2 separate regions of the Homo sapiens genome follow, and region 1 is linked to region 2. A link is a loop called in an ENCODE intact Hi-C map of the cell type or tissue named here. Cell type or tissue: adrenal gland. All regions are shown on one strand. Links, peaks and the distances in the headings refer to the core of each region. The heading gives the core; the rest is flanking DNA.

What was found. Hi-C counts contacts between places; a loop is a spot of excess contacts. Peaks named below come from ENCODE experiments on the same cell type or tissue, not always from the same donor. Only the 100,000 strongest peaks of a DNase experiment are listed, where the experiment ranks them.
Region 1: a loop joins it to region 2, with 2.1 times the contacts of the local background. A loop is called at or near these places in 4 of 110 quality-filtered maps.

What each region holds. Positions count from the first base shown.
Region 1 is chr10:6,216,766-6,231,795 of GRCh38, reverse strand. PFKFB3 (6-phosphofructo-2-kinase/fructose-2,6-biphosphatase 3) reads right to left here. Exons shown (of 15, transcript NM_004566.4): 5 at 15,016-15,030; 6 at 14,605-14,661; 7 at 12,103-12,227; 8 at 10,931-11,138; 9 at 10,269-10,415; 10 at 10,051-10,155; 11 at 8,812-8,941; 12 at 7,776-7,838; 13 at 7,583-7,647; 14 at 5,431-5,604. Among named protein-coding and RNA genes, the nearest start is that of PFKFB3, 21 kb to the right of the region's middle. RefSeq lists enhancers at 6,159-6,328, 12,191-12,690, 12,691-13,192. In adrenal gland, for the core only: no CTCF peak of the experiment used is centred there; no DNase peak of the experiment used is centred there; H3K27ac peaks cover 611 bases.
Region 2 is chr10:6,374,742-6,391,763 of GRCh38, reverse strand. No RefSeq gene overlaps it. Among named protein-coding and RNA genes, the nearest start is that of LINC02656, 33 kb to the right of the region's middle. In adrenal gland, for the core only: no CTCF peak of the experiment used is centred there; no DNase peak of the experiment used is centred there; H3K27ac peaks cover 2,672 bases.

The sequences.
Region 1 (15,030 bases), core at 2,228-10,227, 160 kb after region 2:
GGATGACGGCTGCCTGCGGGGGTTGATGGGTGCCCGCCGAAGGATGATGGAAGTGATGGGTGCCCACTGGGAGGGGGCAATTCTCTTCAGAGAGCCCTGGGTCCTCATATCTAGGGAGAGCCCCAGCCGGGCTGTGGGATCACAGAGCAGGGCTGACATTTCCCTCCGCATCTGCTGGCTCCAACCTGTCCTCAACACCACCAGCCCACAGCTTCCGGCACCCACAGGTGATGGCGATGCAACAATAACAGTGGAGAGCCTGCAAGACCGGGTGATGTCCACGTCCTTCACCCAGGGGCCCCAGCTCAGGACACGTGGGGGGTGAGAGACAGACTAGAAAGGACCTCACGACAATGGTGTTGCACTTAACAACCTCGGCATGGAGACAGATGAGCCCCGCATTGCACGATGGCCAGTCTGCACACAGACCCAGATGCCGTGACGCGGTGCGGGACAGAGGGACATGCACCCAGGCATTTACCTTCCACAGTTAGTAAGGAGAAAACTTTGAGAAAATGTGACAGACAGTTCGTCTTTCAAGCAGAGTGGGGGAGAGGAAGAAACAGGTTGGAAAAGGAAAAAAAAAAAGAAAATCTTTAGTAGGATTTTCTAGTGTGCATTTGAAATTTTAAAAATGAAGGTTGCATCACAAATGCCAGGTGATCTCTCGATCCCAAGCAGCCGGCACAGCCCCCAGGAAGGCACCCCAGAGCACCAGGTCCGGACAGTTGTTCGTCCCCATCTTACTGGGAAACCAAGATCACAGGGGTGAAGACTCTAGGCTGGGCGTGGTGGCTCACATCTGTAATCCCAGCACTTTGGGAGGCCAAGGCGGGTGGATCACCTGAGGTCAGGAGTTTGAGACGAGCCTGGCCAACATGGTGAAACCCCATCTCTACTAAAAATACAAACATTAGCCGGGCATGGTGGCGGGCGCCTGTAATCCCAGCTACTCGGGAGGTTGAGGCAGGAGAATCGCTTGAACCCGGGAGAAGGAGGTTGCAGTGAGCCAAGATCGCGCCACTGCACTCCAGCCTGGGCAACAAGAGCAGAATTCCATCTCAAAAAAAAAAAAAGACTTCAGGCCATGGCCTTGAGACCCCAGGGATTTCCCCTCCCCAAGTCTGGGTGTTCCTGCTGCCCCAGAGAAGAAATCCCTCAGGTTACAGGAGGGTATCCAAAGGCTGACCCAATGCCAGCAAGCCCAGAAGTCTCCACAGGCCCAGGGCACCAAGTTCCTCCCTGATAACAACAGCAGCCGTCATCCCCCACGCACTTCCTAGGGGCCAGATATTGTGCTAAGTGCTGTATCTATAGTCTCATTATGACAACTTTATGAAGTTATTATCTCCATATTACAGATGAGGAAGCTGAGGTCCTAGAATTGCTTTAACTTGCCCAGAGTGCCAAGGATAGAGGCCAGGAGGAGTAGAACCAAGATGCAGGCCTGGCTTGGTCTGACTTTCATCATAAATTCTGGTCACAGAGCCCAGGTGGACTCCTAGAATCAGATGTGGCTACAATCCTAGATGTGGGGTCACGCACCCAGGATGGACGGGACAATGGGACTCCAGAGTGAAATTCCAACCTGAGTCAGGTGTGATGGGTCCATCGGATGTATTTTTGCTGAACAGGAGGGATTCTAGCAAACGCACTATTATGTTCATCTTGGAGATAGGTAAGATCAGCTTTAGCGGGTGGGGGACTATCCCCGAATGGCTCCTCCCAGTAGAAAGATTTCTTTCCTGGCAACATGAGGCCACGTGTCTAACGCAGGGGTCCCTAACCCCTGGGCTGTGGACCAGTACCCAGTCCATAGCCCACTGAGAGGCGGGCCACACAGCAGGAGGTGGGTGGTGGGTGGGCCAACATTACCACCTGACTCGGAGGAGCACACACGAGGGATCTAGGCTGTGCGTTCCCTTCAGAGAATCTAATGCCAGACGATCTGAGGCAGAACAGTTTTATCCCCAAACCATCCCCTACCCTGCCATGGTGGGGAAAATTCTCTTCCACGAAACGGGTCCCTGGTACCAAAAAGGTCGGGGACTGCTGGTCTAAAGGATCAGGACATGCACAGATGTAAAACCTTCAGGCTCCAAGTCCAAAAAGTTTCACACAAGGAGAAGCCCAGATCCTGAAGCACTGCACGCTGGCCCCGCGCATCACAGACACTGGCCCTGAGGATGGAGGGTGCGCCCCAAGAAGCTGGAAGTTAAGGGCAGGCCCACCTTAGGTAAGCAAAGCCTGGCTGTGGGAAGCAGCTGCAAGGGGGTGGCTGTGGGGGTACACGAGGGTCCAACAGCTGCCCATGCCTTGCGGGTCACAGGGCAGGGGCCTCAGGACAGCAGCAGGGAACGGGCACCCAGCCCACTCCCAGAAGCCGCAGAGAGGAGGCGGCCGGCTTTCTGAAGCAAGGGGCCTTTCAGGCCCCGGCTCTGCGGCTCACCTGCTGGAAGCACGGGCCGGTCACTCAGCCCCTCAACCATTAAACGGGGGACTGACTGCCCTGCCGACCTCCCAGGGTGGTCTTAAGGAACGTGGACATGGAGGACACTGGTACATCCTCTGGCCCTTCACCCCTTTGCCACCAAAATCTGAGCGCCATGCCAAACCTCTCCCATTTCCAAAGCCAGTCATTCTTTTCAGCATCTCAGGCTGCATTCCTCATCACACCTTTCCAGTTTCTGCATAAAGTAGTTAAGGTAACTTAAGGAGCAAACAGGAAATAAAGGGGCGGGTGTGTTTTTGGGGGGGCAAGGGGATGACACTTCATGTGGCTGTCATTAAAGTTCTGTGGCAGGAAGGCCTCTGCTCCTGGTGGGGAAGGGATCCCAGAGCAGTGGGAACACAGCCCCAGCTACCCAGTGGCTGCCAGAGCTAAGGCTGAACCTGAAACTCTGCAGAGAGCTCTGGGAGGAGCAGAAGTGACCACATGGGTTAGAGATGGAGGCTGCACCCAGCCCCGGGCGTGACTATGACGCTGAGCAGGCTCCAACCCAGGACAAACGGATCCCCAAGGGTCTCCACTCGGAGCTCTTTTGGGGTGTGGGGGGTCCTCATGGGGAGGGAGAGGCTCAGAGCTCAGGCCCCACCACACTCCCACTATTCCCCATAGGTTTGGTTTACAGATTAGGCTCTGAGTAAGTTTTCCTTCCAAAACAAAGGACACTCCTGGGGCAGGAGGGGGCTTTAAGGCTAATGGCACCTGGCACAGATGCAGCTCGCCACCAAGATCTGATTCTGATAAGGAAATGTGGATTTATGCCGAGCCCTAAACCACGGCCATTACACACCACGACCTGCAGCCCTGAGAGGGTAGGGGAGAAGCCAGCGGTCGTGCGGCGGTGTCGGAACACACCCAACAGTAGTGCAGCCACCATGACCGCCTGCACGCTTTTCCAAAAACATTCAGGAATCTCTCCTCCCTACTCCTACGCCCATCTCCTCCTTCCCCCACGGAAGACCTCACATCACAAAACTGCTCTCATCCTCAATATTTTAACAGGCAGGAGGCCAAATGAGCAAGCAGGAAGAAAGCAGTGCAAGCAGCAGCGATGATCGGAGAGATACTTACAGACAGGCTTGCCCTAGCAAAGGCTGCGGAGGAGAAGCAGAGAGAGAAGTCAGTCAGGAGGCAGGGCGCAATCTGCAGGGACGAAGCCCTGAAAAACCCCACGCCGGCCCAGCCAGCAGCTTCAGACGTCCCTAAGAACCTGGCCACCCTGAAGGACTGTCCTCCCAACGCCAGGGGCAGCTCTGAAGCGGACAGGAGGATGCAGCCCCTGCCACTGCGTCCTCCACGACGGAGGTCTGTGCAGCTCAGGATATCAACCCCCTTCCCCAGCCTGGTCCCCCCAAGCATCAAAGCAGCGGCCTCTGAACTTCCAAATACAACTGCACATTTCCATCAGAACGGATGCCACAGGGACACCATTTCAGTTCTGCTGGCTTTTCATAAAAACCCTCAGATCTGAGACCTGCAAGGGAATATGTATGAGAGCTCTCCCAGTCCTGCTCCTATCATGTGCAAAGCTAAGGAGACTGAGGGCCTGGGAGGGGAAGGAACCTGGGCAATTAAATTGCTGCACTCATGTTAGTGTGGAGCTACCACCAAAGCCAGGCCTCCAGGCTTCCGCTAATCACAGCCACCTCACCGTGTCTACGCGTCCCCACCACATGCCCGACACTGGGCCTGATGCAGGGCATGAATCCCCTCATCTGATCTGACTTCTGCACTGCCATTATTCCCCCATTGCCTGGATGAAAAAACTGAGGCCTGGAGAGGTTAAGTGACCTGTGGAGGCTGCAGCATCTCCCAGGTCACATTCCAGACATCATGAGGTCTAAGGAAGTCTCGGAAAAGGCGGGAAGAGGTGGCAGGCTGAAAAGGATGCTCAGAGCCAGCACCAGCATCCGGCTCATCAACAAACCTGACCGGAAGCTGCACTGGGCTGATTTGTGGGGGCAGGCCTGGAGGGTGGAGGTAGGGCAGACCCTTGGGTGGTACCTGAATTTAAGCACAGAAATTCCTACATCTCACATATTTGCAAGGGTTCCAGGCTGTAAAGGAAAAGACCAGTTTTCTGAAAACAAACAGTTTTCTGAAAACAAATCTTAATGTCTGACAACCAAAATCTTCCAGGCCTGTAACCTTCAAAATTAATGAAATAAGTGAAATCGGGTTGGGGTTTTTTGCTTTTTTTTTTTGAGACGGAGTCTCCCTCTGTCACCCAGGCTGGAGTGCAGTGGCACCATCTCGGCTCACTGCAACCTCCGCCTCCTGGGTTCAAGCAATTCTCCTGCCTCAGCCTCCTGAGAAGCTGGGATTACAGGCGCCCGCCTCCACACCTGGCTAATTTCTGTATTTTTAGTAAAGACAGGGTTTCGCCATGTTGGCCAGGCTGGTCTGGAACTCTTGTCCTCAGGTGATCCGCCCACCTCGGCCTCCCAAAGCGCTGGGATTACAGGCGTGAGCCACCGCGCCTGGCCTTGTTTGTTAGGTTTTTTACTACCTGCTGGGATAACCATGTTATTTATGTGAGAAAGTAGCCACTTTCTTTGTTTTAGAAATAACCATTCACGAACGTGAACGGGTCTTGGACATCTCACTCTTCCTTCTGCACTGCCTGCTTCTGCCCTGTAAAGACCCCATCCTCAGAAAGGAGGCGAACGCAGTCACGGTTGTCACCAGCAAGGAAAGCCCCCAGGATCTTAACTTCGGAGGGTGCTTCCTATGTTCTCCCTCAACACGTGAGTGTGTGCACATGCCCCCACAACACACGTGCACAGACACCTACAACATACGCACGCGCACCCACACGCACCCACGCACGTATTCTTGCAAACACACACGCACGCAATCCCAGATCTGTGGCATCACGCCCGGCATGCGTCCCCCAGGCAGGAAGGAAAGGGGAGTGCACTGACTTGTCCAGGCAGCTGCGTGGGCACCTCCGGGGGCAGGCAGCTGGGCAGGGCGGCCGAGGTGGAGGCCACATGCTCCTCAAAGCTGTTGATGCGAGGCTTTTTGGTGGGTTCGGGGCTGGCTAGCGGGGTGACACTATTGCGTCTCATGAGCGGGTTAGGTCCCTTCTTTGCATCCTAAGCAAGACAAAGACAAAAGAGAGAAAGGCGACAGTTACAAAGAAGGGGAGGAAAATTAGCCCCAAAAAAGTTTCTCTGCTCCTGGATTTTAGAGAGGCAAAAAGACTGACCGAGGGGAGTGGCCGGGACCACGGGCCAGGGACCATGGGCTGCTGAGTGTGCGGTGACTGCCAGGCAGCAAGAATGGGGGCAATTCCCTCCCATGCCCCCTTCCTCGGATGGTACCAAAGGATTCCCCACACAGACAAACACGGTGCTTGCAAAGCAAGGAGGGAAAGAATGATGATCACAGCAGAGCGTGAGGTCGGAGAAAAGAGCTTTGCTTCCAGCCTCTCTTGAGAGCTGAGGAGGGGCATCTAGGAGGGAGAGGCTGGGCCTGAGGCTCACAGGCTGGGGAGGGGAAGGCAACTGTGCTGACTCCCTTCCGCTGACCCGAGGCAGGATCTGAAGAGCCATCTCTACTACACAAAGGGCACCCTGGCTTAGGATGGGGCACGGAGGCTGCAAAACAAGCCTGGAGACCAAAGGCGCAGAAAATGTGCAGCAGGAAGCAGGTTCTGCGGCCAGGACCAGACACAGCCCTCCCATGAGAGGGACAGCGTGATGGGGTGTGGGCCTCCAGCCTCAGAACCGGGATCTGTCTCCATCATGGCCCTGCCCCCATTCCCTGCAGGGAAGAGCTCCAGGACCGGCTCAGGCCCAATCCCATAGCGGGGGCAGTGGCTCCCTGACCAGGGCTGTTGTCATATGGCTAAAGGCAGGACAGCATCCGGTGACCCACATTCCGAAGTGGAGGGGGTGACAGGGACCAAGGCGGCCAAGGGACCCCAGCCTCTCTCAGGTCAGCCCACCAGCCAGGCAACTGCCAGCGACTGGGGCGGACACCTCATCCCTTCATGCCAAAATCCGAAGGCCAAGCTTCCTGGGACTAGACAGTCACCTGTTTCGGGAACGCCATGACAGAAAGTCACGCTCGGTCTAAGAGAAAGGTCTGACTAGTACTAGCACAGTGTTGTACTTTTGGCAGCCTGTACACGGTGAATTCAAACTCACTTTCACAACACGCGTCCACCTGAGCAGAGGCCCACTCTACTCAGTCAGAGGCAGCCTGGCCCACCTCCAAATGTCAGGCCTCCCCCCAAGGTAGACAGCAGCTGCACGGCCAGGCCTCGAGGTCTCCTGAAGCGCCTCCCCACCCGCCACCCCCCAGGCCTCTGCTCTCCACGCCTCCCGTCTCTCAACACCGTGTTCTTGGTGGTTCTGAGCCTAATCACAAGCACATGGCGGCGCTGACCTGCTGATCCTGTTTGAAACAGTAACTCTGGAAACTGAAAGCACTGGTTTTAGCTGCCAGAAAGGAAAGGCAACAAGAACTGTGCCATGCTGATGTTAAAGAGAAGAGACGCTGGGCACAACGGCTCACACCTTTATCCTAGCACTTTGGGAGACTAAGGCAGGAGGATCACTTGAGCCCAGGAGTTCAAGACCAGCCTGGGCAACACAGTGAGACCCCATTATCTAAAAAAATGAATAAATTAAAATTAGCTGGGCATGGTGGTGCGCACCTGTAGTCTCAGCTACGCGGGAGGCTGAGGCGGGAGGATCACTTGAACCCAGGAGGTTGAGGCTGCAGTGAGCCGTGACTGCGCCACCGCACTCCAGCCTGGGGAACAGACTGAGACCCTGTCTCAAATAAAAAAAAAGAGAGAATGTATCTTCCTCACTAATATTCATATCTCGAGCTCAGCAGAAATGGGAGGAAGAGGACACAGGAAGAAAGAAAATGAGAAGGCCCCAGAAGCCACAGAACAGACAGGCAGGAACAAAGAGGTGCTGAGGAAGGCAGCCAGCAGGCCCATGGCCCCAGACAGGCCAGCACCTGCAGGCAAGCGGCCCCGGGGCCTCCTGAGCGCCCATCACCCACTAGGGCTATCGTGTGATGATGGCCAGGATGAGGCTTGGGGCCTCCACTCACCTCTGACCTCTCCCGGTGTGTGCAGACGGACTCCACGTTCAGGTAGATGGATTCCACACGGCAGCCTGGAGGGCGTGGGATGGGGGCAGAGGAAGCTGCTGTTAAAGGGACAGCACCGCTTACAGCCCACGGCCACAAGAAGCTACTGTGGCCACCTTCAGGGGGACAGGGCTTGGCAGGGGTTGCTACTCACCATAAGCGACAGGCGTCAGTTTCAGGACGGTGTGAAGAGGGCATTTCAGGTAGGGCATCTCCTCTGAAATTGAAATTGTACACCCACAGTTAGAAATGAGACACGGCCAGGCGTGGTGGCTCACGCCTGTAATCCCAGCACTTTGGGAGGCCGAGGCAGGTGGATCACCTGAGGTCAGGAGTTCAAGACCAGCCTGACCAACATGGCAAAACCCCATCTCTACTAAAAATACAAAATTAGCCAGGGTGTGGTAGCACATGCGTATAATCCCAGCTACTCAGGAGGCTGAGGCAGGAGAATCGCTTGAACCTGGGAGGTGGAGGTTGCAGTGAGTGCATGCATTGCACTGCAGCCTGCGCAAGAAGAGCAAAACTTTGTCTCAAAAAAAAGAAATGAGACATGAGGGTGGGGGAGGCATGGAAAGACCTTTACGGTCCCCCCAACAAGGACCCTCGGAAGCCCTGTCGGGCAGGGGCATCTGTCCCCAGCCACAAGCTGTCCCGGGCAGCAGCTGGCCCCAGAAGAAGACTTTAGCCCAAAGAGTGCCATCAAACCAAACCAAAAGACTCGCCCTCACGGTGACTTAGAGTTGGGAAAAAGTCACTCCCAAACAATTTAGGTCTGTCTAGGGATTCAGCTGCACTGGACTGGACATGCTAAGACTTAACATTTCAATGGGATTGTCAGAGTTTTCCGGGCTGTTTGTTCCTTAGAGGGCACTGAAGAGAAGTGCAGCCCCCACCCCAAGCCAAGACCCTGGGATGTGTGGAGCCAGGGGCGGGTCTCAGGGAGCTGTTTATGAAGCAATGAAGTCCCCGGCATCAACCTGGGCTCCACAGCATTTCCCAAGGGCTTCAAGGAAGCGCTGGACAGAGAGGACCTGAAGCAGCCGGGAGCCGACACCTGTGCCCTTCTCCTAACACCCCATGGCACAGCAGCCAACACAGGGCAGGCCACGGCAGGTCTGCGGCTGACCCCCCGCCGAGTGCCAGTCCCCTCCTCCCTCCATCCCGGGGCCACGACCTGCCCGAGGTACCTGCACTCTTATCCAGGAAGTAGGCAAGCAGGCAGCGCAGGACGGCCTGGTGGCAGATGACCAGCACATTCTCCTGCCGCTCCAGCTCCATGATCACTGGCTCCAAGCGCTGGACCAGGTCCTGGTAGGACTGAGCACAGAGGGCCGGGCCCACGTGAGCTCAGGGCACTCGGGAGGGGCTCTGCCGCTGGCCACAGACTGCATCAGACCGGCCAGAGAGCCACGCAAAATCAATCATCCATCATCAGCAGTGGTTGAGAAGGAGCAGGGTTTAACGTGGACTATTGCTCAGCCACAAAAAGAGTGAAGCCCTCCCCACTCCGCTCCCACACGGGGGAACCTGGAAAACTCAATGCTGTGTGAAAGAACTGGGCGCAAAAGGCACGTGTGGCATCTGACTCCACTGACATGGAATGCCCAGAATAGGCAGATCCAGATGCAGGAAGCAGACGGGCCGGTGCCGGGGCTGGGCCGGGCAGGCGGGAGCGGCTCCTAACAGGTCTGGGTTTCTTTGTGCAGTGAGGGAAAGGCCTGGAATTTGTGGTGATGGCTGCACAGCACTGTGAGTACACTAACATGCACTAAATCATAACTTTAACGTGATGAAAGTGGTCAATTTTAGGTTATGTGTATTTTCTATCAATTTAAAAATGTAAAAAGAAGCAGGAGGGCTGTGACTTTAGAAAAAGACCAGAAAAGCTCCTGCTCCTGTGGGCTCTCTGCTGTGCTAACCAGGGCCCCGGTGTGTAAGGCTTAGTCTGAGGCCAGAGGACAGTGGGCCTGCAGGGGCCTGAGGCACGACACTGCTCAGCAGGGCACGGGCAGGGAGGACACACCAGGCCCAGGAGGATCCCATCGGCAGAGGAGGCAACAGCGTCCTCAGCCACAGCCACCCGGGCACCGTGCACGGGGAAGCACAGACGCTGCCCAGGGGATATAGAGCCACCCCTCCTGCCAGCCTGCCCACCACCCTGCCCAGTGGACCTTCACACACCACCTTCCTCCTCTCCCATATAGTTCTATGTCCCTAGGGAAACACATCTCACTTCTGCTTATGGGAAAATGCACTTCACCCCAGGCTGTTAGAAGGTTCAGTTTGGGGGGACTCAGTTCCAAGGTGGAGGGTGTAGGAGCCCCCAGAACCCACACGGAAGTGAACTCCCTGGAGGGGTGGCCCAGCCCTGCACAGCAGTGGTCATGTGTGCTGGGGACCGTCAGCCCGCCCCAGCCTGCGCTCACCTCCCCGGTGGGGTAGCGGTAATAGTACTTGTCCTGCTCCCGCAGCGCATACTCCTCAGGGTAGGTGTCCCTGATCTCCTCGTAGGTCAGCTCCTCACAGACGCCCTGCGGGGACCCAGTGGTCACTCAGGGGAACAAACCACAGGGGTGTCTAGGGCCTCTTGGGAAGCCGCCCCATGCCCGAGGGTGAGGCTGCCTGCCCGCCTCCCAGGACTCACCGCGTCGATCTCATTGAGCGCCTTCCACTGCTCGTAGGGCAGCCGCAGCGCCTCGGCCGTCTGGATGGTGCTCTTCAGCTGGCTGGTCCACACGCGCAGGTCCTTCAGGTTCTGCTCCTCCACGAACTTGCTCAGAGCACTGGCAAACTGAGAGGTGGTGGAGGGGGACCACTGATTCCAGATGCCCGCAGCTCCTCCAAGAGCCAGGGCTGGAGCAGGCAGCCCACGTAGGGCTGTGCACTACCTGGTTACACCGTGGGGGCCCCAGGCCACTGGGACAGCCACAGCCGCACACACCCTACCCAGAGACCAGGCTCAGCTCTTCCTGCCCCTTCCCTTCCTAGTGCACAACCGCGCACACATCACACACATGCACAGAGATACACACACCAGAGACACACATACAAACACATACAAAGTAACACAAAGACACACACACACAAAGCCACATGGATAGGCGTAGACACACACACACACAGAGCCATACAGAGATGCACACAGATATGCATAGAGACGTGCAGGCGCACACACAGATAACACACACAGCAAGCACACCAAGCAGCAGCAGCAGCAGCAGCAGCAGCACACAGCTCCCCACCCACCCTATAGACCCTGCAACCGCCCTACAGCCAGAACGGCCCATGCGGCAGCACACCCCGCACCTTCTTGCCCCGGCTGGACAGGCCTGAGTCGCCCCCGATGCGGCCCTGGAGGTTGTGCTCGTTCTCGCCGTGCCGGCACAGGTAGATGGTACGCGGCTGCACGTGGATGTTCATCAGGTAGTACACGATGCGGCTCTGGATGTGGTCCTGCACCCGGTTCACCAGGAACCTCCGGCCCACGTCAATCACCTTGATCAGCGACAAGTCCCTGCAGAGAGACCCCACCGAGAACCACAGCTCAGGCCACCACCCACAGCAGGATGCACCTGGCCCGTCTCCGAAGATGTGATCCCCAGAGAACAGCAAGGCGGGACCGTAGGCCCCTCCAGGGCACAGACTGAATCCTTCTAAGGGGCAGAGCATATGCGTAAGACAACTCCCACAGCTGGTGTCTGGCTGTGAGGCTGGCCTGCCTCCCAGAAAAGGGGGAGAAAAAAGAAAGAAAATGGAGAAAAAAAGAAAGGGGCCTGTGCAGTGGCTCATGCCTGTAATCCCAGCACTTTGGGAGGCCGAGGCAAGAGGATTGCTTGAGTCTAGAAGTTCAAGACCAGCCTGGGCAACATAGCAAGACCTCATCTCTACTAAAGAAAAAAAAAATTAGCTGGGCGTGGACACCCACACCTGTAGTCCCAGTTACTCATGAGGCTGAGGCGGTAGGATTACTTGAGCCCAGAAGTTTGAACCTGCAGTGAGCTATGATCATGCCACTGCACTCTAGCCTGGGAGACAAAGGGAGACCCTGTCTCTAAGCAAGCAGGCAAGCAAGTAAGTAAGTAAATAAATAAATAAATAAATGGAAAGAAAGGAAAGAAAAAAGAAAGGAACTATCGGAGGGACAGTAGCAAAATCAGGCTCAACTCTATGTTGACTTCCTGTACTTCTACACAGTGTTCAAAATATTCCCACTGAATATGATTTGTCATCAAGGATTGTTTTTAAAAGATATTTTCAAAGAGAGTTGATAAAGGTATCCAGCGGCTGTATGTGGATCACCTGAGGCCAGGAGCTCAAGACCAGCCCGGGCAACATAGCGAGACCTCATCTCTACAAAAAAAACTGTCTTAAAAAAATTTTTTTAAAGGTATCCAGGAGCAAATCCTTTGTGGGAACATCAAGAATTCAGTAAGAACCCTCATGTGGGTCTTGCAGAGACGGCCAGCCACGGGAATCACCTGTCGCATTTGTCGGGGTCGAGGGGCTGGTAGCTGGCTTCATAGCAACTGATCCTCTTCATGAAGTCGTCCATGGCTTCTGCCGAGTTGCAGTCTTTGTAATCCGGGCTGGAGATTTTAACTTCCTGCAACACCACAAAGGGGTGGCTGATAAATCACGCTGGAAGGCTTTCTGCTGAGATTAAGCAGGATTTGGGGCTTTCAAAAGGGGAGCGCACAGAAGGCTCAGTATAAAGATTATCCGGCCCAGCGTGTAAGAGAAAGGGAGAAAGATGCTGGGGGCTGAGTCACAGCCTGATGTTACATGGGGAGGATTCCCTGGGGAGATGGAGAACTGAAGCCGGAAGGACAGAGACAGGAAACCCACAGGGATTCCATAATGAACACCTCTGAATGCTCCAGCAAGTCAGGATCTGTCCCGTGCCCGAGTCACCGCCAGACAGCCTGGCGCTGAACTCAACCGAGCTCCACGTGAGGATCCGCAATGCTCCCCGTGCCGGGAGGAGGCTGCTGGTTCTAAGGTATGCTCAGGAGTTCCCAGAGATGCCTCTGGCCTTGTGTGGTTTCTCCTCCACCCCCCACTGCCTGAGGCAGCCCCAGTGTGACCAGTCCGTGGTTAACTGCTTCTCCAACTAGGGCTGTGCCGGCTCCTTTGCAGGGCTCGCTCTCCTAGGCAACAACACAGGTCTACCAACACCCACAGTGGCACAGGCCCCAGAAACCAGGTGGATTTTAGGGAAACTCAGCATTTCTGAATGCCTGGGCTCTTTTTCTCATCAACCACTGCCGTCACTGAGAGGCAGCCACTCTTCAAAGATCGAGTCAGTCGGGAGCTGTGCCTGTGTCCTGGCACAGTTTCAGCCGGGGAAGATGAGAAAGTCCTGCGGATAGAGTGTGGCGGTTGCCCAACAATGGGAATATAATTTGCTGCTGTACTGCACACTTAAAAAATAGCTAAAATGGCCGGATGCAGTGGCTCACGCCTGTAATCCCAGCACTTTGGGAGGCCAAGGCAAGCAGATCACTTGAGGTCAGGAGTTTGAGACCAGCCTGGCCAACACAGTGAAACCCCCGTCTCCTCTAAAAATACAAAAAAAATTAGCTGGGCGTGGTGGCGCACACCTGTAATCCCAGCTATTCGGGAGGCTGAGGCAGGAGAATCGCTTGAACCCGGGAGGCAGAGGTTGCAGTGAGCCAAGACCGTGTCACTGCATTCCAGCCTGGGCAACAGAAGGAGAGTCCGTTTCAATAAATAAATAAATAAATAAATAAATAAATAAATAATAAAAATGATTAAGATGGTAAATTTTACATTATGTATATTTTACCACAATTTAAAAAAAAAATCTAAGTTCACAAATGCCTGGCTCTACCAAGCTGCTTTGAGATTTCATCAGAAAGAGATTTCTGAACATGGTGGGTTGGGGCAAATGATTATCTGCTAGTGGACAACCAGACAAATGCTAAACTCCTTGCTAAGCACATTGGTGACCACTCACTGGGAAAAATGACTTCACAGCTGCACCCTGCTGTCTACCAAGGGGAACAACGAGTGCCCAGCCAAAGAAAGGTGGCAAACCCTCATACTCTGAGCCTCCTGCTCCCACTGGACAAATCTAAACTGACTTTTCACAATTCAAATAGCCCTTCCTGAAACAGGAATTCATTTCCTAAAGATATCTAGAAATACTTCCACCACCTTGGGGAAGATACCGGGGCTAACACATGCTTAGCATCCCCTCTAAAGGTGCAAAGATGCCAGCACCACAGCGTCCCAGTGTTAAGTTTTCAGAACTGCTTTTCTTTATAGAATTGTCATATTCTGATATGTTTAAGCTGAAGAGGAAATTATCTCCAACACAGGGTGGCAGCTTGTAGTAAGTCTCCATAGTAACCATTCCTGTTTATATATATTGCTATCAAGTGGTAACACTGGAGAAATTCATCAAGTTATGATGCCAAGTGCCCTCAATTTATCTGGGCAAGCTCCCCTGCACAGCACAGACAGGAGGGTTTGTGGCAGGTTCACGAGATGCATCAGCAGGAGGAGAGTCTTACCTCCCAAACTCAGGAGGCTGCTGAGCCCTATGGACTTTTGCCAATGCCCAAGCATTCTTACCTCCTGGAGCTGTAGCAAGTGATCCACTTGCTGCCACCTGTCCCATTAGGGGCAGTGAGCGGCCCTCTGCCCCAGCAGCTCCATCACCACTAGCTGTCAGGCTCCTGCCACCAACAGAAACTAATCCTATCTCCCTGAATTATTTCCTACGTCCCATCCAAGCCTGCCCACTGCCCTGGATGGAGCTAGTCCCTCACAGGACAGGCCTCTGGGTTAAAAACCGCTCTGTAGGTCTGACCTCCCAATCAACAGCCAGCTGGGGGCTGCTCATCCTAAGGGCTCAGCTGCGCTTCCGAGCCGGACCCGGTCCCCCACTTCCTCAGACTGCAAATGCCCTTGTGGTCTACGCTGCCGCAGAAGCACGGGGCTCCCGGCTGTCTTACCATGATATTGGAGGCCACAACTGTAGGGTCGTCGCACACCGACTCGATGAAAAACGCCTGGTGGAAGTGAGGTGGGGATGTTAGAAAACAAACACCACGAAGGATCAACCTTGCCATCACTGCGATGTCATCACCCGGACAAGGCGGAAGCACGCCACCCACCAACTCCCAAACACAGGAAAGCCCACCTCCTCACTGCAGCCTCTGGAACGCCCCATGGCCCCCAAGAGCCCTACCACACAAAGGCCCAAATTTAAGGCCACAAAACGTGGGCAGCAGGAGGGGAGGGACCGAGCAGGACTAAGGAACATGGGCAGCAGGAGGGGAAGGACCAAGCAGGACTCAGGCCGCTTCCTGAAGCCTTTTCCTCTCTCCCGAGCCCTCTAGCACAACACAAGACGCTCAGCTCACCTTAAAGTCATTTTC
Region 2 (17,022 bases), core at 3,620-11,619:
ATAAACGTGGGAATAAAAGAAGGGCTAAAATAAAGACAGTTTGTTGAAAGTTTGTTTAAGAAACAGGGCCACATGTCCTCTTCCCCGTTTCAGCAACTAAGCTCCTAGTTCTTCCTACTTTTGCAAAAGACAGTAGGTTTATAGTCAGAGGAGGGTACAACAGAGAGGGTCTCTGGTATGAGGGACACTAAAAGGATGAAGGAAAGGGATTAAATGTATATATGCTGAGATGCCCTCCCCAGCATGCAGAGTCAGGCTTTCAACCCAGGTGAGCTCTCAGTTGAGTTTTCTGTGGGACATGATCAGGCTGAGAGGACAAGAGAGCAGCCCAGCCAAGGAAGTTCTCAAGCTCAATGGTGTAGCCAATTAGTCCTTCTCTAAAGTACACAGTTAACACACTCCACTCACATGCACACAGGTCTATCTGCCTCATAGTCCTGTAACCACCCACTGGGGGTCACCTTGCCCACTGCCTAGATGGAGCTAATTTACCAAGACAGGGGAATTGCAATGGAGAAAGAGTAGTTCACACAGAGCCAGCTGTGCAGGAGACTGGAGTTTTATTATTACTCAAACTAGCCTGCCTGAGCATTCAGGGGTCAGAGTTTTTAAGGATAATTTGGTGGGTGAGGGAAGGCTAGTGAGTCAAGAGTGCTGATTGGTTAGGTCAGAGATGAAATCATAGGGAGTTGAAGCTGTCCTCTTGCGCTGGGTCAGTTCCTGGGTAGGGGCCACAGGATCAGATGAGCCAGTTTATCGATCTGGGTGGTGCCAGCTGATCCATCAAGTGCAGGGTCTGCAAAATATCTCAAGCCCTGATCTTAGGAGCAGTTTAGGGGGGGTCAGAATCTTGTAATCTCCAGCTGCATGACTCCTAAACTGTAATTTCTAATCCTGTGGCTAATTTCTTAGTTCTACAAAGGCAGTCTAGATCCTAGACAAGAAGGAGGTTTGTTTTGGGAAAAGGCTGTTATTATCTTTGTTTTAAACTATAAACTAAGTTCCTCCCAAAGTTAGTTCAGCCCATGCCCAAGAATGAATGAGGACAGTTTGGAGGTTAGAAGCAAGATGGAGTCAGTCAGGTCAGATCTCTTTCACTGTCTTGGTCATAATTTTGCAATGGCAGTTTCAGTTCCCCACTCTAAAATATTAGGAAACAATCACGGATTACAAGATAACTGAAGAAAATCTCTAATAAGGAAGATAAAAGCCAATACAAATAAATAAGGGGGCAGGCAATTTAGAGAAAACAAGCCTATGCATGAAGGGGAAAAAAAAGACTTTCTAAAGAGAAGCTATCACTAACAGCTTTAGAGAGACAAAAGAAGAAACAAGAACAGGTACTATGTAAACGTAACTCAAAGAACAAAATTCTTAAAAATTAAAAATATGATTTCAGACATAAAAAGCAATGGAAGGATTAGAACATAAAATTGAGGAAATATTCTATAAAACAGAGTAAATAAAATAAACAGAGGAAATAATAGGAAAGAAAAGACTGAAAAATTACAGAACCTGTCCTGTGGGTTGAATACCTGTGTAATAAGAGTACAGAAAGCAACAACCGAGAAAATAGATGAGAGAGAACCATCAGTGAAATAAGCCCAAGAAATGCATCAGAATTAAAGGGCATGAATTTAAAGATTAAAAGGTATCACCAATTATTTAATAAAAGAAAACATAGTGTCAGGCCAATTAATATCTCAAAATGTCAGAACACCATGATCATAGACAAGATCCTACAGGCTTCCAAATGGGATAGGAAAAATGTTATTTTCAAAGGTCAGGAATAAGAATGACACCAGATCTCTCAATAACAGCACTAGAAGCTAAAAGGGAATAGAGCAATGTCTTCAAATTCCTGATGGAAAAGCACTCTCACCCTACACAAGTATATCCAGATAAAACATCAAGGAAGTATCAGGATAAAGACATTTTTAACATGTAAGGACACAAAAAGAAAAAAATGTACTGCCCATGCACCAATCTTAAGAAATGAGAGAAAACTCCACCAAAATGAGAGAATAATTAAGAAAGAGGAAAACAGCAAGAGTAAGAAACAGGAGACAGTGAGGAGCCCCAAGATGGCAAAAAGGAGAAATCCCAAGATGACAGCTGTGCAGAGGGCATGGAGTTCAGCTCGCCCAGACGGAACAGGTCAGAAGGCTCCAGGGGAGACCTCTTCAGGGAGATGAAATTGCTAGAACACCTGAAGTCCCTACATGTCTTAAGAAGAGATTTAGATGAAAGAATTGAGAGTTTTATTAGCAACACGTATATAGAAAACAAAGAAAATGAAATATCAAGCTTGGTTTCACTTCAAAGAAAACACAAAGCTGTGTCACAAAGGAAAAGTACGTACAATTTAACAGTAAGGGAAGGGCACATGTGGACTCTGTGCTATTTTTGCCACTTTTTCATGTGTCTAAAACCATTTCAAAAGAAAAAGCAATCACAGTGTATGTGGTAGACAGTCTCTAAAATGGTCTCCAATAACCCCCACCTCCTGAAATTCACACTCTTGCATTGCTCCTCCCCTTGAGAACATGTGGAACCTGTGACATGCTTCTAATCAATGGAATATGACAAAGATGATGAACGCATGTGATTCCATTACATAAGGGTTGCTGGAGCTCTCTCTCCTCTGCTGACTTTGAAGAAGCAAGCTGCCACCTTGGGAGAGCCCCCCATAACAGTCAACTGTGGGTACCCTCCAGAGCCAAGAGAGGCCTCCATCAGGGAGCTAGCAAGAAACCAAAGTGCTCAGTCACACAACCACAGGGAGCTGCATTCTGCCAGCAACCTGCATGAGCTTGGACATGGACTCTTCCCCGGGCAAGCCTCAGATGAGAATACAGCCGTGGCCAACACCTTCACTGCAGCTTTGCGAGACCCTGAACAGAAGGCACAGCTCAGCAATGGCCCAACTCAACAACCCACAGAAACCATGAAATAATCAATGTGTGTGGTTTTAAGCTGCTAAGTTTTTGGTAATATTGTTATGCTCAATAGATAACTAATGCAAACCTTCTAGGCTTAAGTGTGGGTTGGACCTAATGAGTCGTGTCTAGTGAATAGAATACAGTAAAGGTGATGGAGTCTCACTTCTGAGATTAGGTGGCAAAAAGACCTGCTTCCATCTTGTTCTCTTCTTGTTTTTCTTCTAGCTCTGAGGGGAGCCAGCTGCCACACTGTGGGCTACTGATGGAAAGACCTGAGCAGTCAGGAGTTGGTGGTATCTCTGGCCAACAGCCAGCAAGGACTCACGACCTGCAAACCCTACATGAGTTAGCTTGGAAAGGGAGCCTCCCACTGCTGATCCTGGGGACATGGCAGCCCTGGCCAGCAGCCTTCACAGCAGCCTTGCAACAGACCCTGGGCCAGAGACCCCGGCTAAGCCACACCTAGTCTCCTGGCCAGAACCTTGAGATAATAAATGCTTATTGCCTTAAGTGGCTAAATTATGGGGTAATTTGTTACACAGAAATCAATAACCAACACAGTAGACTACATGACTCAGCTTTGAATGGCCTTCCTATAGTCCTCCCAAAGTAAATGTTAAAAATTAATCTGACCGAAACTCGGGGGAATAAGAGATGGGAAAGTTGTGAGTGCATGGTGAGAAGGTAGTGGGGGAAAAGGGAAGCCTTCATTTCCATGGAGGGAAGTCAAAGAAGGGTGTCAAAGACTAAACATAAAATGGAGAGGTAGCAATAAAAGTAAGAACAGTAAAGGTGGTTACCCTTCGAGGAGGGTAGGAGAAGTGGGGAGGGGGAGGAAACACTGTTTTCTATCCTGACCCTTGTAAAGCTAGGCGACTCTTTACATGTGGACATGTATACCTTTGATAAAAATTTAAACTTAGAAGAGACTTCCACACCTAGTCCAGATGTGATTCTTTCACGCATTTCAGATGTGATTCTTTTGTCCAATCTAAATTGCTTTTTCATTTCTTTCAAAGATAAAAGACCTGAGTTGTTTTTCTTTTTTTTTTTTTTTTTTCTTTTTTTTGAGATGGAGTCTGGCTCTATCACCCAGGCTGGAGTGCAGTGGCGTGATCTCAGCTCACTGCAACCTCTGCCTCTCAGGTTCAAGTGATTCTCCTTTCTCAGCCTCCTGAGTAGCTGGGATTACAGGTGCACACCTGCCCAGCTAATTTTTGTAATTTTAGTAGAGACAGGGTTTCACCATGTTGTCCAGGCTGGACTCAAACTCCTGACCTTTGGTGATCTGCCTGCCTTGGCCTCCCAAAGTGCTGGGATTACAGGCTTGAGCCGCCACGCCCAGCCAAACATTTTTGATACAGACTATCAAAGCTTCTGTTTCCCTAAATCCCTAATTCTTTAATCCCTTTTGTCTTTCCCTTGTGTGTGTATATGTATGTCTGGGTATGTGTCTGTGTGTGTAGGTGTGTTTATATGTGTGCATGTGTGTGTGACTATGTATTTTTTTGCGTATGAGTCTGTATGTGTGTCTGTATCTATGTGTATGTGTATGTGTGGCTGTGTGTGTCTATATGTGTGTGCATATATGTGTGCATGTGTGTATGTGTGTGTTGGTATGTGTGTATATGTGTCTGTGTGTCTGCATGTGTACACGTGTGTATGTGTATATGTGTGTATGTATATGTGTGTACGTGTGCATATGTGTATGTGTGTGTCTGGATAGTACACATGCGTATATGTCTGTGTATGTGTGTGTCTATATGTGTACGTGTGTGTAACTGTGTGTATGTGTGTGTTTGTGTGTGCAAATGTGTCTGTGTGTATATGTGCATCTGTATGTCTATATGTGTGTCTGTGTATGTGTGTGTCTGTATGTGTATGTGTAACTGTGTATGTGCCTGTATGTGGGTGTATATACGTTTCTGTGTGTATATATGTGTCTATGTGTGTGTGTATCTGTATGTGCGTGCACACGTGGCCATGCCACACTGCCGGGTCTTGTCTACATTTTCCTTAGCAGAGAGGGAGCCCCACAGTGGACTCTGCAGTGTCCACATCCAGCAGTGGCCGGCACATGGCAGGCACTCAGTTTAGGCAGCCTGAGCCTCCTCACCATGCACACCTCCTACCCCAGGCCCGGGCAACGCAGCAGCAGTGGAGGCTGGGTGAGGAAGGGGAAGGCCCAGGGCTAAGACCCCACTTCAGCCCTCAGGAGGGACCATGGCTGTCTGGCTCAGCACTAAGCCCTGTGAGACCAGCACCAGGCTGACACTGATGAGCATGGAGAACCTGGGGCCAAGGCAGCCACGGGGCTCTGAGCTGACCAGCTCCCTTGGCCTTCGCTTCCTCTTTGTGTCATCCTTCCCTGTTCAACCTGCTGATGCTTGACTTTTTCCAGTTTGTCTTTTCTGTTTTGTCTCCTCGTTCTGGGATCACTTCTCACTCACCAGCCACGAAACTCCCCAAAATGACCTCCAGGTCACATCTTCCTTACAACATCTTGATTAGTTCTTCAGAGAGTGCAAGCTGTCCCTTGACTTGCTACTATGCCCCTGAGAAATAGAACAGATGGAATTCTCACCTGCGTTTATACTGTCTTCTGCACAACAGCACACCTTAGCCATCGCTTAGTGAACAACTTTACTGATCCCTGTCCAAGGGCCTAAATGATGCCTGGGAATGGAGGCTGAGCTACATACAGGACGACAGCCAGGAGGGAACTTATGTGGGAGTCCTAAGTAGCCCAGGACAAACATTGCCAGCCAGATAGCCAGTCCACAGGAGCTGAAAACTCACCTTCTTCATCCTGCTGCAACTTCTACTGACCACGCCATACCCAGCTGGCCCTGCCCACCAACAGACTCTAACTTACAGACATAGGGCCAGCTGCTCTTGCTCCTGAAAGGGCCATGAATCCAAGGATTGCTCATCAGTAAGCTGGTCAGCTACCCATGAATCGACCTTACGCAACACAAAATATTTGCCCAGCAACTGCAACCTTCATTGGATATGACAATTCACTGGACTCCTTATGAGGCTTGGCATTAAAAATATGGAAATAAATTGGTGAATTGAGAAGAAAAGGAGGCCAAAGCAAACACATAAAAACAGATACCTCCATGATAAGGAAAACCAAGGTATTTAAATCTCCTATGACCACGTCAAAAGAAACCAGGTGAAGCATGTGCATAGCTTTCTATGTGCAGCTTTACAACCAGCCCCTAATGACCTGTCCTCCCTTGAGAACAAAGCCTGAGGCAAATCTTCGCAGCTCCTGCTTTGTGAGGAGATGGGTGCAATCCCGGGGCAGCAAGAGTGAGGGCAGGAAGCAAAGCGGGAGTGGGGAAAGCAGATGCAAGGGATGTGCTGCCAGCTGCTCATGGCCTCAGAAGACACAGCTGGCTGTCCAGGTATATGGGACGTTCAGGGGCAGGCCAAAGGCATCACCATACCTGGAGCAATGTGAGTGTGAGTGGGAGGAGGAGGGAGGTGGGCAGGGAAGGGAGAAAAATTCACAACTGCCACCACCTCCTGTCTCAATGGTCAAACCTCCTTGTGTGGGGCATGAAGCCCCCTCCTGCCCACACCTCCTTCAGGCTGTCTTCACCCTGTACAGGTACGTGAACTCACCTGCACTTCCTGGTCAAGGCCCCAGGCCCTGTACTTTGCAGCTGTGCGCTCAGATCCACACTTCACCTGAGTCGGGATGTGGTGGGAGCAGCCCAGACCACATGAGACCACAAGGCCAGGACTAGGGAGTAGGTGCCAGGCTGCTGTGGTTCTCAGCCCTGAGCCAGATACAGGGCACCTGGGGGCAGGCAGGTGGGGCCAGGTGAATGAATGTGGGAGGCAGATGCAGACATTTGGCCCAATATAACCCCTCTTAGTAAAGTGACCTGAGGTTTACATTCTTACAGTTCAAGAGCCTAACTCTTGAAAATTCACATTGAATTATTCTCACCCTCATCATGCCTCCTCATCTCCCAGTGCCAGCTACAACCACTTCCAAAATCAGCTCTAGTCGAAACATCACTTCACACATTCAGACTCAAGTTATCCTATTACGGCACCCCCACCAACACCATAGCCTTCATACATCTGTAGGCCAACATTTCCCTATCCAAAAACCATGTGCTCCATTCAGAGGCAAAGCATTCTCAGACTGCATGCCCCAAGAATTGTATCTGGAAAATATAATTGCAATGGTCACAGCACTATGGTATGCCAAGGCAGGTGGTTCCTGGCCTGTTCCCAAAGCTTTACATGCTTGTGGGGAGAGGTTCACAAAGACTTTATAATGCTTTTTGCTTTGAAATACCTCAACGTGCACAGGCTGGGCAATGCTATGTAAAGTTTGATATGTTTCATTGCATAAAGTTACATGAGGATTTGGATATTAGGGAGGCTGTGGGTACTTGGGGGAAAGGTAGACCAGAAGTCAGGATTGTTGGCTCCTTGTAGTCCCTGCTCAGACACTAACCTCACGTGACGTGGGGCGTACAGATGTCAACTGTGGCAAAAAAAAAAAAAAAAAAAAAAAAGGAGAGACGGAAAAAGCCTAGGAACAGTCCACAAAGCCTTAATGCTGCTGAGCCGCTGGCTGTTATTCTTCCGACATCACAGCATACAAGTGCTGCAGTCCCCCATCATTTCCCACAGGCCTCAAAACCTTCTGGGGAGCTGCAAAACACAGATGCCTGGACCTTCCACACAGAAATCTCTTCGTGGAGAAGGCAGCCAGATTCTAGTGTGATCTGAGGGACTCCACATCCAAAGGCTCCACAGGTCCCAAACATCTTCCTAGGCCAGAGTCATCATTCCTGATATGCCAGCCACTTTTGTCACTGCACAAGTAGCCATGCTCTCTTTTGAGTTAAGACATTATGTTTTGTTTTTGTTTTGTTTTGTTTTTGAGGCAGGGTCTCACTCTGTCACCCAGGCTGGAGTGCAGTGGTGCAAACACAGCTCAAGGTAGCCTCAACCCCCTTAAGCCTCCCACCTCAGCCTCCCAAGTAGCTGGGACCACAGGCAGGCACCACCACACCTGACTAATTTTTACATTTTTTGTAGAGACAACGGCTTGCTATGTTACCTAGGCTAGTCTTAAACTCCTGGACTCAAGCAACCCTCCCCCATCAGCCTCCCAAGGTGCCAGGATTACAGGCATGAGCCACCGTGGTCAGCCTATTATGTTATTTTTTCAAAGGTGCTCTATTCAGTTAGCTAACACCACAGCAAGGATCCATCTAACTGTTTAGTTAAGGACAACCCAGAGCAGGGCCTGAGGCCACAGGACAGAGAAGTCAAGTTTTGATGGGGAAAGCCATTTGGGCCATCTTCCCGATAGGGCTGTCTGTGGTGCCATAGATACGGCAGGATGGCATCGGGCATCTGGAAAGGAGTGGGGAGGCCCTGGAAGCTGGCCTCGAGGGACACAAGAACAAACTTTGTGAACTTTCCCAAATGTGCCCAGGCAATCTCAGTCCCATGGTTACATTTTGACTCCCACAACGAATGCGAAGCCTTGGAGAATGAATGGGTTTTGTTTGGATTTTCTGAGAAGCATCTTAATTCAAGACCTTTTGCCTGAGTGAGTCAGAGGCAGGAAAGCCTCCAGTCCCACACCAGCTGGTACTTTTCCATTGCCTCCTCCTGGATTATATAACACAGCACATTTTTAGAAACTTGGTTCTAGTTGTAGACTTCTGAGCTAAAATTTCAGCTTCCCAGTCCTCACACTGTCACTTTTTCAAGAGAGGAGATATTCGTGGTTTTGAGCAATGGAGAGACGCTGGAGAATAATATACTCATTATATGGAAAAGGAATACAGAGTTCCATGCAGTCATCTCAAAATATTTCCCTCCCACACCTGTGTTTATATAGGGACATGATAAGAGACCCCGAAACTGACTGTTTCATCTTGTTGCACCTGGGAGAGTGCCTCTGCTGGGATACTTTGAGTGTACAGTCACATGTGGAGGTAGTGTATTAGCTAAATTCATACTAACATGTAATCGATTGATATAGCATCCAGAGAAGCATTCTGTGGCAAGGAAGTTTCATGGGGCCATCTTGAGAAAACTGAGCCCCTGAAATAAGCAGAGGCTGGAGCAAGAGGAGGGAAATGTGTCGACAGAGATGGAGGGAAGAGCTTGTGGTAAAAAGGAAACTGAGGTGTAGACCATTTCCACAACAGTCAAGTCCATGTTGCAAGATGACCGATTACAAGGACCAGATTCCAGGTCTCTCACTTCTCACCTCCCTTCTTAAAATACCCAGCCTCACCTTCCGTAAACCGTTTGTCCAAAACAGCTCCTTGTCCCAAGGACCAAGTTTGACCAAATCCTCTCCTATTTAAGTAGAAGCAGAAAAGCACCAGCCCGATGCCAACCTGTCTTCTTCAGCAGCATTTCGGGCAAATCCATTTGCACAGTGAGTGGCGTTTCTTGTTTTGATGTCTACTTAGCCCCCAAAGACACGAAAGCTTAGTCACAGCCCAAAACATGGGACCAAAGCCAAACAGGAATCGAAAGAATCAAAGACAAAGCAAAAGCATGCCAGCTGCAGCTGTTAAGTCTTCTCCGCCAGCCCCATGTCTGGTTTCCTTCCCTTTCATGCCCACAAACACTGACATTTGTGTACATGCCATTCCCGAGGGCCTTCAGATTTAAAACACACACACACCCATCATTTTCAGCTGCACTTCAGAGAAGTGTCTCATAAACTATGCAGAGAGCTACAGCTTAATTCTGGCTTAATATGTTTCTAGACACCTGATTTTTTTGCTGCAATGGCCATTGTATTGCCTTGTATAGCCTTTCTCCAGGTGAATGGGACATCCCTGTCCCACAATTTCTGTTGGAGTTGCATTTTAGATGAATGTCGACAGTAGACCCAGAGAAGTAAACTAGTGGAGGAGTGGAAAGGTCTTGATATAGAAGTCCTCAGATCCCTGCCCCTGTTTCCACAATGAAGGCAGCTATGTATTTAACACTTGTCCAGCATCTACTTGGGTAACATGGCTTTCCTTGGGGTGCCCTCTCTGCTTTATGGTTTACAGGACAATCACAGTTATCCACCTCCAAAGAATTGTCCATCAAGTCAGTCCATGGAGAGACATGGTGATATGGTTTGGCTGTGTCCCCACCCAAATCTCATCTTGAATTCCCACGTGTTGTGGGAGGGACCTGGTGGGAGGTAACTGAGTTATGGGGGCGGGTCTTTCCCGTGCTGTTCTTGTGATGGTGAATTAGTCTCATGAGATCTGATGGTTTTATAAAGAGGCATGTTCCTGCACAATCTCTCTCTGTTTGCCTGCCACCATCCATGTAAGATGTGACTTGCTCCTCCTTGCCTTCTGCCACGATTGTGAGGCCTCTCCAGCCATGTGGAACTATAAGTCCATTAAACCTCTTTTTTTTCCCCAGTCTCAGATATGGCTTTATCAGTAGCATGAAAACAGACTAATGCAGTAAATTGGTACCAGTAGAGTGGGGCACTGCTGAAAAGATACACAAAAATGTGGAACTGGGTAACAGGCAGAGGTTGGAACAGTTTGGAGGACTCAGAGGAAGACAGAAAAATGTGGGACAGTTTGGAACTTCCTAGAGACTTGCTGAATGGCTTTTACCAAAATGCTGATAATGATATGGACAGTGAAATCCAGGCTGAGGTGGTCTCAGATGGAGATGAGGAACTTGTTGGGAATTGGAACAAAGGTAACTCTTGTTACGTTTTAGCAAAGAGACTGACAGCATTTTGCCCCAGCCCTAGAGATTTGTGGAACTTTGAACTTGAGAGAGATGATTTAGGGTATCTGGTGGAAGATTTCTATTTCTAGGCAGCAAAGCATTCAAGAGGTGACTTGGATGCTGTTAAAGGCATTCAATTTTAAAAGGGAAACAGATCATTAAAGTTTGTAAAATTTTCAGGCTGACAATGTGATAGAAACAAAAATCCCATTCTCTGAGGAGAAATTAAAGCTGGCTGCAGAAATTTGCATTAGTAATGAAGATCTGAATGTTAATCACCAGGACAATGGGGAAAATGTCTCCAGGGCATGTCAGAGACCTTTGCGGCAGCCCCTCCCATCACAGGCCTGGAGGTTTAGGAGGAAAAAATGGTTTCGTGGGCTAGGCCCAGGGTCTCTCTGCTGTGCGCAGTCTAGGAACTTGGTGCCCTGAGTCCCAGCCACTCCACCCATAACTAAAAGGGGCCAAGGTACAGCTCAGGCTGTTGTTTCAGAGGGTGGAAGCCCCAAGCCTTGGCAGCTTCCACGTGGTGTTGAGCCTGCAGGTGCACAGAAGTCAAGAATTAAGTCGACTCTACCTAGATTTCAGAGGATGTATGGAAATGCCTGGATGCCCAAGCAGAAGTTTGCTGCAGGGGTGGGGCCCTCATTGAAAACCTCTGCTAGGGCAGTGCAGAAGGGAAATGTGGGGTCAGAGTCTCCACACAGAGTCCCTACTGGGGCACTGCCTAGTGGAGCTGTGAGAAGGCCACTGTCCTCCAGACCCCAGAATGGTAGATCCACCAACAGCTTGCACCATGTGCCTTGAAAAGCCACAGACACTCAACACCAGCACATGAAAGCAGCCAGGAGGGAGGCTGTACTCTGCAAAGCTATGGAGATGGAGCTGCCTAAGACCATGGAAGCCCACCTTTTGCATCAACATGACCTGGATGTGAGACATGGAGTCAAAGGAGATCATTTTAGAGTTTTAAGAATTGACTACCCCGCTGGGTTTCAGACTTGCATGGGGCCTGTAGCCCCTTTGTTTAGGCCAATTTCTCCCATTTTGAATGGCTGTATTTACCCAATGCCTGTACCTCCTTTGTATCTAGGAAGTTACTAACTTGCTTTTGATTTTACAGGCTCATATGCAGAAGGACTTGCCTTGTCTCAGATGAAATTTTCAACTGTGGACTTTTGAGTTAATGCTGACATGAGTTAAGGCTTTGGGGGACTGCTGGGAAGGCAAGATTGGTTTTGAAATGTGAGGACATGAAATTTGCAGGGGGCCAGTGGCAGAATGATATGGTTTGGCTGTGTCCCCACCCAAATCTCATCTTGAATTCTCACATGTTGTGAGAGGGGCCTGGTGGGAGATAATTGAGTCACAGGGGCAGATCTTTCTTGTGCTGTTCTCATGATAGTGAATAAGTCTCATGAGATCTGATAGTTTTATAAAGAGGAGTTTCCCTGCACAAGCTCTCTCTCTTTGCCTGCTGCCATCCTTGTAAGATGTGACTTGCTCCTCCTTGCCTTCTGCCATGATTGTGAGGACTCCCCAGCCATGTGGAACTATAAGTCCATTGAACCTTTTTCTTCCCAGTCACAGGTACGTCTTTATAAGCAGCATGAAAATGGACTAATACACATGGTAACCACCCACTCATTCAAATAATAAATACCTGGGGAAGAAATATACATTGAGTGTTTGCTGTATGCCAGACTGGAACATGCACTAGTCAACAAAGATGAATAAGACAGGCCCACTGTCTCTCTCTCCTAAATACTTGTAGTCTATGTGAACAATGAACCACAGTGAGGCCAGGTCTATAAAGTCCAGTGATGTGCTAGAGCCAGCTTGTACCAACTCTTTTTTTTCCCCAGGATGGAATGCAGTTGTGCAATCATGGCTTACTCTCAGGCTCAAGTGATTCTCCCACCTCAGCCTCCCAAGTAGCTGGAAATACAGGTGTGTAGCACCATGCCTGGCCTGAATCAACTCTTGAGAACTGACATTACATATCTCTTCCCAGCTGCAAGTTCAGAAATCTCAAGTTGGTAGCTTGAAAGCAGCCATGGTGGGAGTATTTATACTACAGAAATTGGCAAACACCACAAATCAGGATTTTGGTGGTGTTGGTTTGGGTTGGGTTTTGTTGGCTTTTTCTTCATTTCTTTTTTGAGATGGTGGTTTTTTACCAGCACACATCTGTCTGTAACATTAGAGTGATTGAATTGCTGTAGCAGAGAGCACATTTTTCTGCTTTTAGGTGGTGGGATAAGGCTTTACATAAGAGATGGCATCTTGGTGGCACATTTCAAGTTGAGTAGCCTTCTACCAGGCAGCAAAAGAGGAACAAAAAAAAACCCAGAAAGAATAACATAAGTAAAGCCATAGAAGTTTCAAATTAAAAAAATAAAATAAAAAAAAATTTAAAAAAACCTCTATGGATTCAGAGGAGGAAAGCACTACAGTTGCTGAGCTGCCTGGGGAAGCCCAATTGGTATCTAAAGACTAGCAAGGTGATATGGTTTGGCTCTTTGTTCCACCCAAATCTTATCTCGAATTTTAATCCCCTGGTATTGAGGGAGAGACATGGTAGGAGGAGATTGGATCATGGGGATGGTTTCCCCCATGCTGTTCTAGTAATAGTGAGTCAGTTTTCATAAGAGCTGATAGTTTAAAAGTGGCAGTTCCCCCTTCACTCTCTCTCTCTCTCCCGCCACCATGTAAGACATGCCTTGCTTCCCCTTCACCTTCGGCCGTGATTGTAAGTTTCCTAAGGCCTCCCTAGCTATATAGAACTGTGAGTCAATTAAACCTCTTTTGTTTATAAATTACCAAGTCTCAGGTAGTATCTTTATGGCAGTGTGAGAATGGACTAATACCCGAGGTCTTCAGTAGATGGATGGGGGCAGCAGTGGGAGAGGAGCTGCGAGAGGGGGAGCAAGCTGGCTATCAGCATGAGCAGAACAAACTAGGCTGCTTAACTCAGTGGGGCAGAGGAGACTGTCAGCATCCTTTCTCTGACCCCTTTGATAGTTCTCCCATCATCTTCCAGATGAAAGGAAAACTCCTTAGCCTGGCAGGCAAAGCCCTGCAGTTTCCGCACACATCTCCCACCAGCCCCAGCACGGGGCCTACCCTCCTGGGCCATTCATTGTCCTCCTGACCCAGGCTTTTACTTTCTCACTCAGGTTTTCTCTGCCTACTGTAATTCCCTTCTTCCATCCTCCACCTTCTCCTGGAGAACTCCTACACAGCCTCTAAACCTCTTCTAACGTGACTCTTCAAATACTGCATGTTTTCATTCATAAGTGAGAGCTATAAAGGAGATCTCATGAAGATACAAAGTAGATTGGTGGTTACCCAGCTAAGGAAGGGTAGGGGGAAAAGCGGGTGAAGAAAAGATGATTAATGGGTACAAATATACAGTTTGTTAAGAGAAACGAGACCTAGTGTTAGATAGGTCGGTAGGGTGACACAGTTTACAATAATCTGTTGTGTGTTTCAAAATAGAAGAGAAGAATTCAAATGTTTCTAACATAAAAGACAAATATCTAAGGTGATGGATATCTCAAGTACACTGATTTGATCTTTACAAATTATATGAATGTATTAAATTGTCACATGTACCCCAAAACTACATACATCTATTATGCATCAATTAAAAAAAAAACATTTGGCCAGGTGCAGTGACTCATGCCTCTAATGCCAGTACTTTGGGAGCCCAAGGCAAGAGGATCACTTGAGCCCAGAAGGGCAGCTGGGCAAAATAGCAAGACTCCAACTCTACAGAACATTTAAAAATTAGCTGGGTGTGGTGGCACATGCTTGTAGGCCCAGCTACTCAGGAGGCAGAAGTGGGAAGATTGCTTGAGCCTGGGAAGTCGAGGCTGCAGTGAGCTATGATCACACCACTGCACTCCAGCCTGGGCACAGGGCAAGACCCTGTCTCTAAATAAATAAATAAATATATAAATAAATTAAGAACTTTCACAACTCCCATTCCCTGATCCTGTCCATCATCAAATTCCCCAAAAGTCATATGTGTTTCGTTGCAATAATAAACACTTAATGAACTGATGGAGGCTTATGTATGTCACTTGTCTCCCTACCAAAGTATAATGTTCTGTAGGGAAAGAATGCTGGGCTGTCTTCTCTCTGCACCTACAGTATCCGATACAGTGCTTTCTGCTGAATAAGGGATCAGTAACTATTTACTGAACTGACTTGAAGAAGTGGGGTAGGGTTGGGGAATGGAGCACCTGAAATTGGTGAAGACCATAAGGCTCACTGTTAAAAGTTTGCCAATGTCAGGTGTACACTTTTTCCATTTTTTTCTGACTGTTTTCCATCTTTTCTGACTGTTAAGCTAGGTTGCAGTTCATCCATGAGGACTCAACCACATGAGTACACAAACCACATTTAAGATGGTTCAGGGGATACACTTAGTGTTTGCCTAGGTTTTATTTTCCACCTGACAGTTATATTTTATCTGCATAAATGGCCAACATTGATTTTGCCATTTCTTTGTGGTAGTGTCTTCGTAAAATCAATGGAAATCAAAGTTGCTCCACTGTGGGGCCTCAGCTTCTACCATCTCCTTCTGCTTCTCTCCAGATGTTTTCAGGATTTGGAGGATTTTTCTAGAGCAGAGGAAAGGAGTGGGAGGAATCTGTTTTAACAGCTCTGCAGGTGCCTGCTGCATCCCTGGGAGCTTGTTAGAAACGCAGGTTCTCAAGCCTCACCCCAGACCTACTGAATCAGAACCTACATTTTAACAGGATCACGGGATGATTCTTTGCACATTAACACCTGAGAAACGCTATTCTAGAGTCCTGTAGAAGAAAGATCTTTTCCATTAGGAAATTGTCATCAAGAACTGTGGCTGGTTAAAAACGGCCATGCAGTGTTACCACTTCTTCCACTCAGAGATAGGGTCTGTCTCCCATCCCCTTAAATCTGGGTTGGCCTGTGACTACTTTTGATCAGTAGACTATGGCAGCCATTGATGCTGTGTCACCCACACGGTTGGGCTTTAAGAGATCTGAGGCTTCTGTCTCTTAGAACACTCCCTGGAGGGACCCAGTGAATACACTGTGAGAAGCCCCCAGAGATGCACTGTGGATGAGAACTAAGACATTTGACACAACGGTGAGGTTCTTGGCTGACAGCTACTGTGCAGCCATGTGAGTCAGCCTTCCTGGATGTTCCAGTGCAGGTGAGCCCACGTGGAGCAGAAGAATATACCAGCTAAACACAGCCAGCTATAGACTTGTGTTAGGTAATAAAGAGTTGTTTTTAAGCCACTAAGCTTTGGGACGATTTATTTTACAGCAATAGATAACTGAGACAGTACAATAACAAGAGAATCTATCTCCTGAAGAAGTCTCTTTCAGGAAAATGATTTGCTGGGGGGAGGAGCCAAGATGGCCGAATAGGAACAGCTCCGGTCTACAGCTCCCAGCGTGAGCGACGCAGAAGACGGGTGATTTCTGCATTTCCATCTGAGGTACCGGGTTCATCTCACTAGGGAGTGCCAGACAGTGGGCGCAGGCCAGTGTGTGTGCGCACCGTGCGCGAGCCGAAGCAGGGCGAGGCATTGCCTCACCTGGGAAGCGCAAGGGGTCAGGGAGTTCCCTTTCCGAGTCAAAGAAAGGGGTGACGGACGCACCTGGAAAATCGGGTCACTCCCACCCGAATATTGCGCTTTTCAGACCGGCTTAAGAAACGGCGCACCACGAGACTATATCCCACACCTGGCTCAGAGGGTCCTATGCCCACGGAATCTCGCTGATTGCTAGCACAGCAGTCTGAGATCAAACTGCAAGGCGGCAACGAGGCTGGGGGAGGGGCGCCCGCCATTGCCCAGGCTTGCTTAGGTAAACAAAGCAGCCGGGAAGCTCGAACTGGGTGGAGCCCACCACAGCTCAAGGAGGCCTGCCTGCCTCTGTAGGTTCCACCTCTGGGGGCAGGGCACAGACAAACAAAAAGGCAGCAGTAACCTCTGCAGACTTAAGTGTCCCTGTCTGACAGCTTTGAAGAGAGCAGTGGTTCTCCCAGCACTCAGCTGGAGATCTGAGAACGGGCAGACTGCATCCTCAAGTGGGTCCCTGACCCCTGACCCCCGAGCAGCCTAACTGGGAGGCACCCCCCAGCAGGGGCACACTGACACCTCACACGGCAGGGTATTCCAACAGACCTGCAGCTGAGGGTCCTGTCTGTTAGAAGGAAAACTAACAACCAGAAAGGACATCTACACCGAAAACCCATCTGTACATCACCATCATCAAAGACCAAAAGTAGATAAAACCACAAAGATGGGGAAAAAACAGAACAG